Regions from separate parts of the Homo sapiens genome. Here regions 1 and 2 are each linked to region 3. Evidence: chromatin contacts called from ENCODE Hi-C or POLR2A ChIA-PET data. All regions are on one chromosome and are shown on one strand. The core of a region is the stretch at or near the end of the contact, and the rest is flanking DNA. Distances in the headings are between cores, read along the strand shown. Region 1 has its middle 16 kb from the start of LINC02747. Region 2 has its middle 59 kb from the start of LINC01488. Region 3 has its middle 24 kb from the start of SMIM38.

Region 1 (4,100 bases), core at 270-2,769, 330 kb after region 3:
AGCAGCTCTATGCAGACTCACTGGTGAGTCCAGCTGGCTGGGAGGGCAGAGGGACGCTCAGCCCAGGGGAGGCCAGAGCATGGATAACCCGCACAGTGACAGCATGGCTGCTGTCGATGGGAACGGCACCAGCTCTACACCCACTGGAGGCTGGGGACCATCTGCAGACACTGATGCTGAGGGGCAGCACCTGGCCCAGGGATAGCAGAGAAGGGTCTGTCTCATGTGCAAACCTGGTTGCCGGGTGTTGGCCAGGGTTGCTGGGCTGAGGATGATTTGGGAGGGAGAGTCTAGACGCTGGAGGAAAGAACTCTGTCATCAATTAGCTGTGTCTGCCGGCGCATGAGAGGGGAGTGGCGCCTTGTGGGTGTTATTTGCTCTCCTTGCCTAGAATGTGCAGAATTGCTTTTGTGCCATTTAAACTTTCTTTCCTCCCCTCCTTCCTGCTAGAAGATTTTCCAAGAGACGTTGCCATTTGTGAGCCCATCACTGCACGTGCCAGTCACCCATCAACCTTCCCTGGGTTCATGTGGACAGGACGAACGTGGGACCCGTAGTGTCTGGCCTGGACCCGGCCCCAGACATCCATGGCCACACCAGTTGCTCAAGAGCCAAAGAATCTTCCAAGCCAGCAGTGTGGGGCCCCAGCCCGTGCGATTCACTGCTGTGCTCATTCCTGACAGCATGCTTTCCGCAGCCTCTGCTGTATGGTCCAGCAGCAAGGTACCCAGGTCTCGATATGTCTGGTTCCAGTTTCTTTTCTGAAAACCAAAACAGCTGTGTGTCTTGGATCTGAGGACACTGCACAATTCCTCTTATCCCCAAATACCTGCTTCCCCATGGGACATCCCAGTCCCTCAGAAGGGGCTGCTGAATAGCTTGCAGAACCCCTTAGCTCAGACCTTCTCCCCCACCCGAAAGCCGGGCAAGGAAAGCTGTTCCCATTTACAGATGAGGAAATTGAGGTTCTGAGAGGCGAGGGGAGCTGTAGATCACATGAGCACCCAGAGGCAAAGCTGGGATGGACGAGTGGGGGAAGCCATGGCCCCGTGTCCTGCACATGGGCTGAGTGCCCCATGGGGCACCTCTCTGAGTTCACCCGCACCGAATGCCAGCCGGTGGGGCTGGGCACAGGCACCGTGGCTGGTGGGAAACCTCCCCAGTTCCTTCTAAGGAGCATGCTGGACCCACACCCTCCCACAGAAGCTTTTCTGGAAACAAGCCTGATGACCTCAGCACATTTTTTCCAAACACACCCTTCCTCCCTCTCCCAAAATCTCAGTGACTTTGGACCATTTCCCTAAGGATTGGCTAAGGCAGGGCTGAGGGCCTTCTCAGGGGACTCCCTCCTTGAGCAGCCCTGCAGCCCCCATCCCACCCCAGCCACCGTCCTGGCCTGCTTAGCTGGGATCTTCAACAGAAAAACCACAAATAATTGAGCTGTTTAGGAGAACATCAGTCTGGGTTTCCATGGCAACAACCTCTGGAGCCAGCTGCCCCGACAGCTAACAGCTCAGGGCCAGGCCAGCCTGCCTCCAGTTCAGTGGCGGACCCGGGTCCACGCTGGCTTCTGGGGTTCCAGACTAGGAGCCTGGTCCTCCACAACAGAGGTCAGGCTGGGCACCAGGAGGGGAAGCCTAGAGGGCTGAAGCCAGAAACCCCCAGAGCCATCCCCCCGCCCCAAATCATCACACACAGGCCAGCTGCTGGGGGCCGGCACAGCTTCAAGGCTTCACTTCTTCCCTTCTGGCCTCAGCCTCACCCTCCTGCAGGGCCAGTCCCACTCCCCCCAGCAGGGCAGGTGGGGAAACAGAGGCCCCGCAGGGATCTGTGGCTGGCCCCGGCACACAGCAGGCGCCTGGTTCCCGAGACCATTCTGCAATTTGTCTCAGCCTGTGGCTATTCCCACTCCTGGAGTACAGACAACCCCAGGGGCCTCTGCCTGCCCAGCCTCTAAGGAGCAGAGAGTCTTCTGCCCCTGCAGAATCCTAAGGGTAGCAGAGGCTGCGCTGGTTCCCTGGGCTTTATCTGCCCTTTCTTGTTCTCTCCCCATAAAAAGCCTACTCTCTTTACCCATTTTGTTTATGAGAAAAGGAAGGCACGGAGAGGGCAAGGAAGTCACCCGGAGTCACACAGCTCCTAAGCAGCAGGGCCCGGGTGGAGCCAGGACAGTTCATAACCTGTGCCATCTGGGAGCATCATCAATCCCACCACACCTGGGGTTGCCAGGCTGCCCACAGTCCCCCACCCAGCATAGAACCGACTTTTGAGGGACACAGCCTCTTGGAGACTCTGAAGCCGCTCAGCAGACAACTCCCTGGTGCCCCACAGGGCTCATGCCCTGTGCCTGGGACCCCACCCGGGGGGTACAGAGAGAAATAAGAGTGGGCTGCTACCAACCTGAACCTTGCCATTGGGTGGAAGGGAGAGTTTTGTGGACCAACTGCCACTAAGCCATGAAACAACATAGGTGTGGCTCTACCTGGCAGCAAGTCTCACCAGGAAAGGTTTCCGAAAGAGGGAGGACTGGGGAGAGGGCAGGGTGAAGTCCTCCATGTGATGGGACCAGGAGCCCACAGACCACCGGGAGGCCCAGCCAGGGGCTGTGGGAGATGGAGCTGTGCTGGAGCCACTGCTGAGTGGGTGATGGGTGGGGCCGGAGCAGCGCCGTATGCAAAGAGAGAGGAGCTAACAACTCTGCAACCAAAGAGCAACTAGAGAAAAGAAGCCTGTCTTTTATTTGTGGATTTGTGACTTTACGTACCTACTTTGTCACAAAAAGAAGATTCTAGGAGGCTTACAAAATTACAAAAATGCACACAATACAATGTGATTTTTAGTAGGTGAGGAAAACATAAGATGAAGCAGAAGTCAAAATATATGCCCTAAGTCCTCAATGTGTACTGTGTGATGTAGTAGTAAAATTGACTCTGAGTTCCCCGGCAGCCAATGTGAAAAGGAAAACACACCCTGCCTTTGAATTTACAAGGAGCATGGGATAAAACTAACAAGCTGCTGGGAGACACTGGGCTACAGCTACTTCTGAAAAAGAAGAGGAACTTCTTATCAGGATCATGTTGACAGTGTCAGCATGAATAGCAACTGGACAGTGTCCCAGCACACACACAGGGATGCCTCTGGCCCATTTTAATCATAGCATCCCTGGGGACAAGAGGTTGGCTCAGGCCCCCTGCAAGGGATAAGCTGAGGTAGAGGGGCCTGCAGCTGTCTGGTGGCTGCGCCTGAAGAGGCTTGAGCACAGCTTCGAGGGTGAGGCATAGTGGAATCCAAACCTTGCAACTCCCATGGGGATGGGGACTTTGCAGAATCCCACAAGATTCTGCAAAGTCCCCGTCCCCCGCTCCTGCCCTCCTTCCAGTTGGAACTAAGTTACAGAAGCACCCACTTGGAGCCTGGTGCTCAGACTTGGCTGCAAGCTGCAATCACCTGGGAGTTTACAAAGTTACTGGGCGCTGGGTTCCACCCCCAGTTCTGACCTAATCTGTCCGGGGTGCGGTCTGGGCATGAAAAGTTTTTCAGGCTCTCCAGGTGATTCTCGTGTGCAGCCAAGTTAGAGAACACTGACTCCCGGGGAGGTGGATTACCTGTCCTCCCGGCAAAGCGCAGGACTCGCAGTTTGGCAAGCTTCCAGCAGCAGCGAGTTCGGGTGGCTCCGTGGGGAGCCTTACCCCAAGGCGACAGCTGGGTGGAGGGTGCCCCCCAACAAGCCGTGGGGCTGAAGGGAAGCCACCCACCTCAGAGCAGGGGTTCACCATCAGCCATGGGGGTCCTCAAAAAATAATGTGGGTGGGCTCTTCTTCTAAGCGCCAGTTATATAAGTGATCTGGACCTGTAATTTTATTCCTTAGATAAGCTTTTCCCCAAGATTGTGTTCTGCATGGCGCTCATTTCATGATGGTGTGAGTCAGTGGCACGCCAGAAGATATGCCATGGCAAAGAGGCTGTGGAGCCCGTGGCAGCCAACATTAAGCAGAGATTTTTCACAGCCAAAGATGCTGACTCAGCTCTCGTGCCCGGTTCCCCAAACTCTGGGCCATGAAACCCTATTTTCCAGATCTAGTGTTTTTCAGGAGCTGGTT
Region 2 (3,797 bases), core at 294-2,793, 410 kb after region 3:
CCCACTCAGTGGAGCCACTCAGGGCCAGTTAATTCAAGGAAGGAAGGAAGGAAGGAAGGGAGGGAGGGAGGGAGGGACGGAGGGAGGAAGGAAGCAATGCCTCTGTTGGAAAGGTACCCAGGCTGCCTTTTCCTCCTGGAGATCAGGGCCTGCAGCAGGGCTGGAGTGGGCAGGAGGAAGCCCTGGCAGGACATGCCCAGCCCCTCTCATGTGGATGGCAGCCATCCAGCAAGAGAATGTGGGCAGAGGAGGTGGATTGGTCAGGGCTCTGCTTCAAGCCAGACTCCTGCCTGTGGGCCAGGCTAGGGGACTGAGGCCTTGGGTGAGGACCTGAGGCTCTGAGCTATGGTGGACCCAAAACCCAGACCTCTGCTTTCGCCAGTAAGCGGAATAGCATCAGGGATGATGGGCCCTGGCTCACAGGCCACCCGCTGCTGAGAACGTGGCGGGGGACCGAGCCAGGGGCTTCAGGCCAGCTGCAGTGAAAGGACGGGAGGGGCAGCCTCCGACTTGCCTGGTGCCAGCACCTGCAGCCCACAGTGCACCGAGCCTTCCCAACCAGGCCCCACCATCAGATCCAGCAGCAGGCCCCTGGATTCCCTGATTTCATCTTTGAGGCCTCCAAAAAGTCACTTTCTCTTTCCTGTCAGGCACCCACTCAACAAAGCCACTCACAGCCAGTTAGTCAGAAGGAAGGAAGGAAAGAGGGAAGGGAAGGGAAGGGAAGGGAAGGAAGAGGGAAGGGAAGGGAGAGGGAAAGAGATGGGAAGGAAAGGAGACTTCTCAGGCCCCAGAATTCTGGAAGGCTCCAAAAACCTGGTTAGACAGTGGCATGAGGAAGCAGCGTGCCCAAGAGTGAGGCAGCATTTGCCACAGCGGGATATAGAAGGGAGAGGTAAGACGGCGTGTGCCGGTGCCCACAGCCTCTCAGCCGCAGGGGACCGAGGGAGCTGTGGCTTCCCTTCATTGCCTACTTTTAGGTTTTGTAACCACGTGAATGCCTCATCCACTGAAAAAATTAAACTTACAAACTTGCCAGAATTTGCCCCTGAGGGCCCGAAGCCCCCCTGGGCGAGGACGCTGCAGCAGTGCATGTGAGTAAGACCCTGTATCTGCAGGGCCACCCCTCTACCACCCATCTCGGCACCCACACCCCCTCAGCACCCCAGGCTCCTCTGCAGAACTGAGGCCCCTCCCCTCCACGGAGGCACTTCCCTGTCTCAGAAGGGAGGAAGTCTCTGCTTGAGTGCCACCTGACTGGAATCTCACAGGAGGAATTGAAAATCAGCGTCACAGGCCCCACTCCTGGCCTCCACCCCAGCCTGGCTTAAAGCAGAAAATCAACACATAGAAGGAGATGGCTATTTTGAGTGCTGGGAGCCAGTTTCTCTCCCTTTTCTCCCTCGTCTTCCTCCCCCTTTCCAAGGGCCTGGCCCCTCCTGGGAAGGCAGGGAAAGGACAAAGACCCTGGGAGAGGGACGCGCCTGCCACTGCCCAGCCTGGGCGGCAGAATGACACAGGCGCTGGAACTCACCCTGGCATTGGCCTGGCAGGAAGGCCCAGCTGCCCGCTGGCCCGGCTCCTCCTGGGCAGCTCCGTGGGAATTCCCTGGGGGCAGAGCGCATTACAGGAAGCGGCCGCTGGGTGCAGGGCGGGCTTCTCTGGTTCCCATAGACCATCCCCTCCCCATGAACTGGAGCAGGCTTCCCGTGCAAGCCCATTTGGCCTGGAAGTAGGAAAAATACCGCTCCTATGGTTCTGTGTTCTGCTGGAGAAAAGTCTCCGGGGCCGGGCCCCACCCCGATCCCCGCTTCTTACCCACCCCACCTACCCTGGCCGTCCCTCCACTTTCTCCTTACTTCCCCCAACTCAACCACACTCCACAGGGTCATGGCTGCTTTCTCTGAGCTGACAATGCTGGTGCCACTGCACACAGGACCACCTTCTGCACCCCTAAAGGGACAATGGCCGGTTGCTGGGCTTGGTGATGGTTCAGGGTCTTGAAAACCTTTTCTCTGCCCGCCCCTGCCCCCACCAACCCACCACAGACTGAGACAGCAATCCCAGGGCCTCCGTGGGAGAGGAGAAGAGCGTCCCAGGACACCACCCACCAGAGCAGCTCAAGCCCCCAAGCCAATCCCTGCCCTGGTTCCACACCCCAGCCCCCACTGAAACCCCGGAGGCAAAGCGTCGCTCTAGCTCTTATTCTTAGCATCGAACTTGCTCCCACTACGGTGGGAATAAGGTACCTGGCGCCGGTGCATGTAACAATGGGCCGGGGGCTCAGGCGGCAGGTTCATTCTGAGAACCCTCCACCTCCTTAAGACATTTCTTGAGGACTTGGGTTTATGATGAGTGAGTCATGGAGCCACATAATTAGAGATAGGAAAGGCAGCTTTGCCAGGGCCTCGACTTGGACCAGAACGTTCTACTTTTAGATTCATGGAACAATCACATCTCACTGGACCTGAGACAAGTGAGGAAACTGAGCCCCAGAGAGGCAACCGGGACTCTCGGTGGAGTACATGGGGAGCAGGGACAAGATGAATGGGGGTCCCACATCTCCAGAGGTCTGGTGATCTGGCTAATACATGGCATCAGAAGTACCAACAGCTGTAGGAAGGGAGGCTGCATCTCCAGCCCCCCAGGAAGGCATGGGACCAGTCCAGTCTGAAGAAGGAGCTGGGGGCAACCCTGAGGGTCAGCTCAGGCCTCAGAGCAGAGGACAGCTGGGATCATGATTGGTTTTTTTCAATCTCAGCCTCAGAGCAATGCTCCAAGAACAGGAACCTAAAGGAAGCCAGGCTACGAGATCTGGCACTTGCATCTGCTCCTGGAAGCCAGCCTGGCCTCTGGAGGCCTGAGAACCTGGTGCCACTGTGAGGACCTCATGCCACTGTGAGGACCTGGTGCCAGTGTGAGGACCTGGTGCCACTGGGCTCTCGCTCTGGGCTTTTCCTTTCAGTTATCAGTCTGCAGTGGAGACTGGTTTCCACTGCCAGGGTGAGGATGTTTGGACACCATGAGAACCCTCTCGAAATTCCAGGGTTTTGAATTTCAAGCTGAGCTGGGTCCCGGTAGTATTCAGGTTCACAGGAAGTTGGCACAAATCAGCCTCCTGCTTATGATGGGCAGTGGGGAGGGGGTCAAGGAAAGCCTCTTAGGAGGTCACAATGACATCTCAGACACCAGCGAGTGCTTGTGACACATACTGCTGAATGAAGTCTGGGTGAATCAGAAACACGAGGCTGCATTTCCCTTGGAATACACTCGGGGTTAATAATTACATGAGAAATCACTTGGCAAATCCATGTGGGGTGTTGCTGAACCCAAAACATTCAAGAAGATGTTTGACTAATCCCATCCCTGGGCATGGCCCATTCTTTCCAAGAGGGCAGGGGATGGCTTTAAACAACTATGGGCCACATGCTTGCAACCCACAAGGCCTGGCTGCTTTCCAAGAGTGTTTCTCTGCCCTTGAACATCTAGGAATCGAGTTCACCTGGGGAGAGGGGATTTTTTTCCCAAGTGATTCTATGGGAATTGATTACCTGATTCTCTGGTTCTAAAACTTCAACAGCATCTACTGGGAAAATGAGGTGGGGGGAACACGGGGCGGGGGACGGGGGGAGGTGAGGTGGGCGATGGCTCCTGGGGGACTTGTTAAGAAATATTTTGGATGATTCAATGACTCTCCGGACTAGAAGCCTTTTGATTTTGATTAACCACGAAAAAAACTCCACCGGCAACAGTGAGATCATTGCGTGAGTGGGGCTGCTTCGTATTGTCATGAGAGT
Region 3 (3,929 bases), core at 363-2,862:
GGTGGATCACATGTGGCCAGGAGTTTGAGACCAGCCTGGGCAGCATAGTGAGACCATCTCTCTACAAAAAATACAAAAATTAGCCAGGTGTGGTGGTGTATGCCTGTGGTCCTGGCTACTAGGGAGGCTGAGATGGGAGAATTGCTTGAACCCTGGGAGGTTCAAGGCCGCAGTGAGCTGAGATTGTGCTGCTGCACTCCAGCCTGGATGACAGAGTAAGACCCTGTCTCAATAATAATAATAATAATAATAAAATAATTTTTTTAAATGGAAGAAGGAATCTAAGTGTTCCTTCAAGGTGATGAACCTTGCCATTCCTGGGTGGGGGCCTTGATGGCGTGATGAGAGTGGGTGTGGGGGTTTGCTAGGTAGGTGGAATCTGCATGTGCAGGGAGGCGGGCCAGGGAAAGAGATGGAGCACTGGAATCAGAATCTTACGTTCCAGTCCTGGCTCTGCCATGTCTGGCTGTGTGGCCTTGAGAGGGAACATGACTTCCATAAGCCTCAGCGGCCGCCTCTGTTAACTCAGGCTCCCCACTGTAGAGGATGCTCCCAGGGAGTCGGGGAGGAAGTGCTATCCGATCCCAGGAAATGCAGCTTGCAGAAGCCCAGGAAATGCAGCTTGCAGAAGCTCAGGAAATGCAGCTTGCAGAAGCCCAGGAAATGCAGCTTGCAGAAGCCCAGGAAATGCAGCTTGCAGAAGCCCAGGAAATGCAGCTTGCAGAAGCTCAGTGGGGGGCCTCGAGGGCTGGCCGGTTCTACTGCCTGCTCAGGGATCGGGGCACCTCATAAATAAGGATATCTGTCTTCTGGAGTTTTCCATCCATGTTTCAAAAGAGCCGAGCCCTCCTTCCTTCAGAGGGTGTCCTCCCCAGCATTGTGTTCCCCTGTGACCGTGTTTCGATGTATTTTATCTATTCCTGACTTTGGAGGCCTGGTGATGTCAGAGGCCTGTTGGCTTGTGGTCCCTGCCGGCTCTTGTCCTGGAGGTCCTCTTAGCATCGTGCTGGTCCTAAACAGAGGCTCAGAAGGCTGTCCCCAACCTCTGCTGTCCCGGAGCCCCTTCCCTCTGGGTGTCTGTGCATCTAGGCCAGGCCTTGCTCGAGGAGGGTGCAGGCAGCCTGGCAGGGGAGCCTCTAGGCATGAGCTGGCCAAGGTCCCTGGCACTGTCCGAGCTGCCCAGGGGTGGCCCGGAAAGGTTCCCAGACTGCGATATCTCGATGGGCCACCGTGTCTTAGCATGGGCCGCCTGGTTTTCCACAGAAGATGTCTGGCCAATCCTAGAGCCACCAAATTTCCAGGCAGTGGGCTGTCCCATGTTCCCAAGAACAACCCTGGGCTGGCTGCCACACGGCTACTAGCTGTGTGTCAGGCCTACGTAGATGTACTTTGCATACACTATCTCCATTAGAGACTGGGGTGTAGATAGGATTGCAATCCACAATTCCCAGATGAGGAAACTGAGGCACAGAGAAGCTGGTAGGTGGCCCAGCCATGATGGGAAGCTAGGGTGGGAAGCGCTGAGGGAGCAGCTCTCCTCCTCAGGTATTCAGACCTGCCTAATGGTGCAAATGCCTCAGCCACATTCCTGCCTCTAGGTGGGGCATCTTGCACGTGTGTTCCCGAGGGCTTTGCCTGCTGGCTGGGAATTCCTGGGCTAAAGAGCTGAGCACTTGCATTTTCTGACTCCCATAACTGTTGGTCAGAACCGAGGTGGGGTGTAGAGGTCCTGAAGCCAGCCCAGAAAGGTCTGGTTTCTGACCCACCCACCAGCTGTTGCCTTTCCCTGCAGACCGGGAAACGCGGTGTGGACTCTCACTGCTTCTCCGGCTTGGAAACGGCGTTCCTGTCTTTGCCTTCTCCCTGGGGCTGGAATCCCTCCTGGACAGGCCTAAGGCATGTCATGGGTCCCCCTCCCTCCCTGCTGTAACCCCAGAGCCCCCATGGGGAACCCGCAGCTTCCATCATCCTCAGGGGCCCAGTGTCCCAGGAGGGGACTGTGGAGAGGTGTTTGTACTCCTGGGTGTGTCTGGGCTGCCACTTGCCCAGGGTCTGGGAGGTGACCTTGTGCCAGATGGGGCTGGAAGCTCCCTGAGGGTAGGGGCGGGGCTTACCCTGGTGCACCTGTGTTGCACGTGGCCTCGGATCTCGTTCCTGTCATGTCTTGGGGTCTTTTCTATTCCCAAGGTTGTCGTAGGAAGGCGTTTGCTGACAAATGAGACCTGGCTCCCTCCAGATTCTGATTCTGTCCCTCTCTTCGTGAGCCTGGATGGGTCGGGCCCCCTGAAGCCTCATGCTTTCCTCCGGAAAACGGGAGGAGGAGGCTGGCTTGCTGATCCCCAAGGTCTCTCTCAGGACAGCCTTAGTGGTTTGGGGGGTGATGCTGCAGTCAGGCCTGGGTGGAAGTCCCAACTCCATTCCAGCCTCCCTGGGTGGCACTGGGTGACCTGGCACCTCCAGACCTCCGTTTACTCATCTGTAAAATGGAGAGAACCCAGGGCCCCCTGGGTACCTGACCACAGGGAATGCAGCTCCTTGGTTGTTCAGCACCATTTCTGCCACGTAAAGAGTGTTGCTCCTCTTCCTTCAATGTCATTACTTTCAATGATGAGGAGAGTGAAGTGATTTTTTTTTTTTTTGGGTGGAGTGTTATTGAGCCATAATTAGCACACAGCAAAAGTGGCTCTTTTTACAGTTTGGTGACTTCTGACAAAGACACAATCGTGCAACGACCACTGTAGTCCAGGCATAGTACAGCGCTGTCTCCCAGAAGTCCCTCAATGCTGCCCCTTGGCCGTCAACGCCTGCCCCCACCCCAGCCCCTAGAAACCAATGACCTGGTTTTTATTCCTGTGGTTTTCCAGCATGTCATAGAAATGGAAGTGTGCATTGTGCAGCTCTCTGCCTGTGACTCTATCACTTGCCATATGCATTTGAGATTCACCCATGTTGTTGTGTGTATCTGTAGATAGTTCCTTTTTACTGTTGAATATTGTGTGACCATTGCACGAAGGCTGGGTTGTATGAATATGCCACAGCTTGCTTTCCCACATACCAGTTAATGGACATTTGAGTTGTTTCCACTTGTGGCTGCTATGAATAAAGCTGCTGCAAACATTTGTATCCGGGTCTTTGGGTGCACATATGTTTTCTTCTGGGCACATGCCAGAAGTGGGATTATCACTGGATTGTATGTTAAGTGTACATTTAACTGTATAAGAAACTGCCAAACTCTTTCCTGACATGGCTGCATCGTGTTACGTTCCCAACAGCAAGGTATGAGAGTTCCAGTTGCTCCACATCTTTGTCAACACTTGGTATTGTCAGTTTTAAATTTTAGCCACTTTAGTAAGTGTATGGTGGTTTTAATTTGCCTTTCCTGACTCTCTAATGTTGTTGAACATCTTTTCAGTTTGCCATCCAGTTGCTTATTTGCTGTCTGTTTTCATCTTTGGTGAAGTGTCAGTTCAAATTTTGTGTATTTAAAAAATAGGCGTTGTTTTTCTTATGACTGAGTTGTAAGAGTTCTTCTATGTTCTAGATGAGAGATATTTATAATGTACACAATTTGGAAATATTGTCTCGTAGCCTGTGGCTTGTCTTTTCATTTTATTAGCAGTGTCTTTTGAGGAGAAATTTCTGTTTTGATGAGGTCTAATTTATGATTTTGTTCTTTTATACTTTGTGCTTTTTGAGTCCTACCTAAGAATTCATGCCTGTCTCAAAGTTGCAGAACTTCTGCTCTGTTTTCTTCCAGGCTTGTAGTTGTAGGTTTTACATTTAGGTCTGTGACCCTTTGGTGTGAATTCACTTTTGTCTACAGTGCCCTGCAGTGCCCACGTCCTGTGGCCACCAGCAGCTGGCCAGGCTTTCCCTGTCACAGTTGCCTTTGTCCACCTGGGCAGCTGGCTTGGCCAAGTCTTCTTTGC

The links. A loop is a pair of places that touch in the nucleus more often than their neighbours do. ChIA-PET counts read pairs that join two places held with the same protein, here RNA polymerase II (POLR2A). Pooled maps may share reads with other maps.
Region 1: a loop to region 3 is called in a map of mammary epithelial cell, with 3 times the contacts of the local background. The contact joins two enhancer-like sites. A Hi-C loop is called at or near these places in 1 of 168 maps with a recorded cell type or tissue (mammary epithelial cell). POLR2A ChIA-PET finds 5 or more read pairs at or near these places in 1 of 52 experiments (activated CD4-positive, alpha-beta T cell).
Region 2: a loop to region 3 is called in a map of ascending aorta, with 2.5 times the contacts of the local background. The contact joins two enhancer-like sites. A Hi-C loop is called at or near these places in 1 of 168 maps with a recorded cell type or tissue (ascending aorta) and 9 of 50 pooled maps. POLR2A ChIA-PET finds 5 or more read pairs at or near these places in 1 of 52 experiments (activated T-cell).

Annotation. Positions count from the first base shown.
Region 1 is chr11:69,462,220-69,466,319 of GRCh38, forward strand. No RefSeq gene overlaps it. Among named protein-coding and RNA genes, the nearest start is that of LINC02747, 16 kb to the right of the region's middle. RefSeq lists an enhancer at 1,466-2,199. Within about 2 kb of position 1,520, at least 7 of the 41 ENCODE cell types and tissues checked have a DNase peak (open chromatin) inside an H3K27ac peak, as active enhancers do.
Region 2 is chr11:69,538,713-69,542,509 of GRCh38, forward strand. No RefSeq gene overlaps it. Among named protein-coding and RNA genes, the nearest start is that of LINC01488, 59 kb to the left of the region's middle. RefSeq lists enhancers at 1-620, 639-783 and a cis regulatory region at 706-709. Within about 2 kb of position 1,544, at least 15 of the 41 ENCODE cell types and tissues checked have a DNase peak (open chromatin) inside an H3K27ac peak, as active enhancers do; they include ascending aorta, where a contact is called at or near this core.
Region 3 is chr11:69,130,144-69,134,072 of GRCh38, forward strand. No RefSeq gene overlaps it. Among named protein-coding and RNA genes, the nearest start is that of SMIM38, 24 kb to the right of the region's middle. Within about 2 kb of position 1,613, at least 11 of the 41 ENCODE cell types and tissues checked have a DNase peak (open chromatin) inside an H3K27ac peak, as active enhancers do; they include ascending aorta, where a contact is called at or near this core.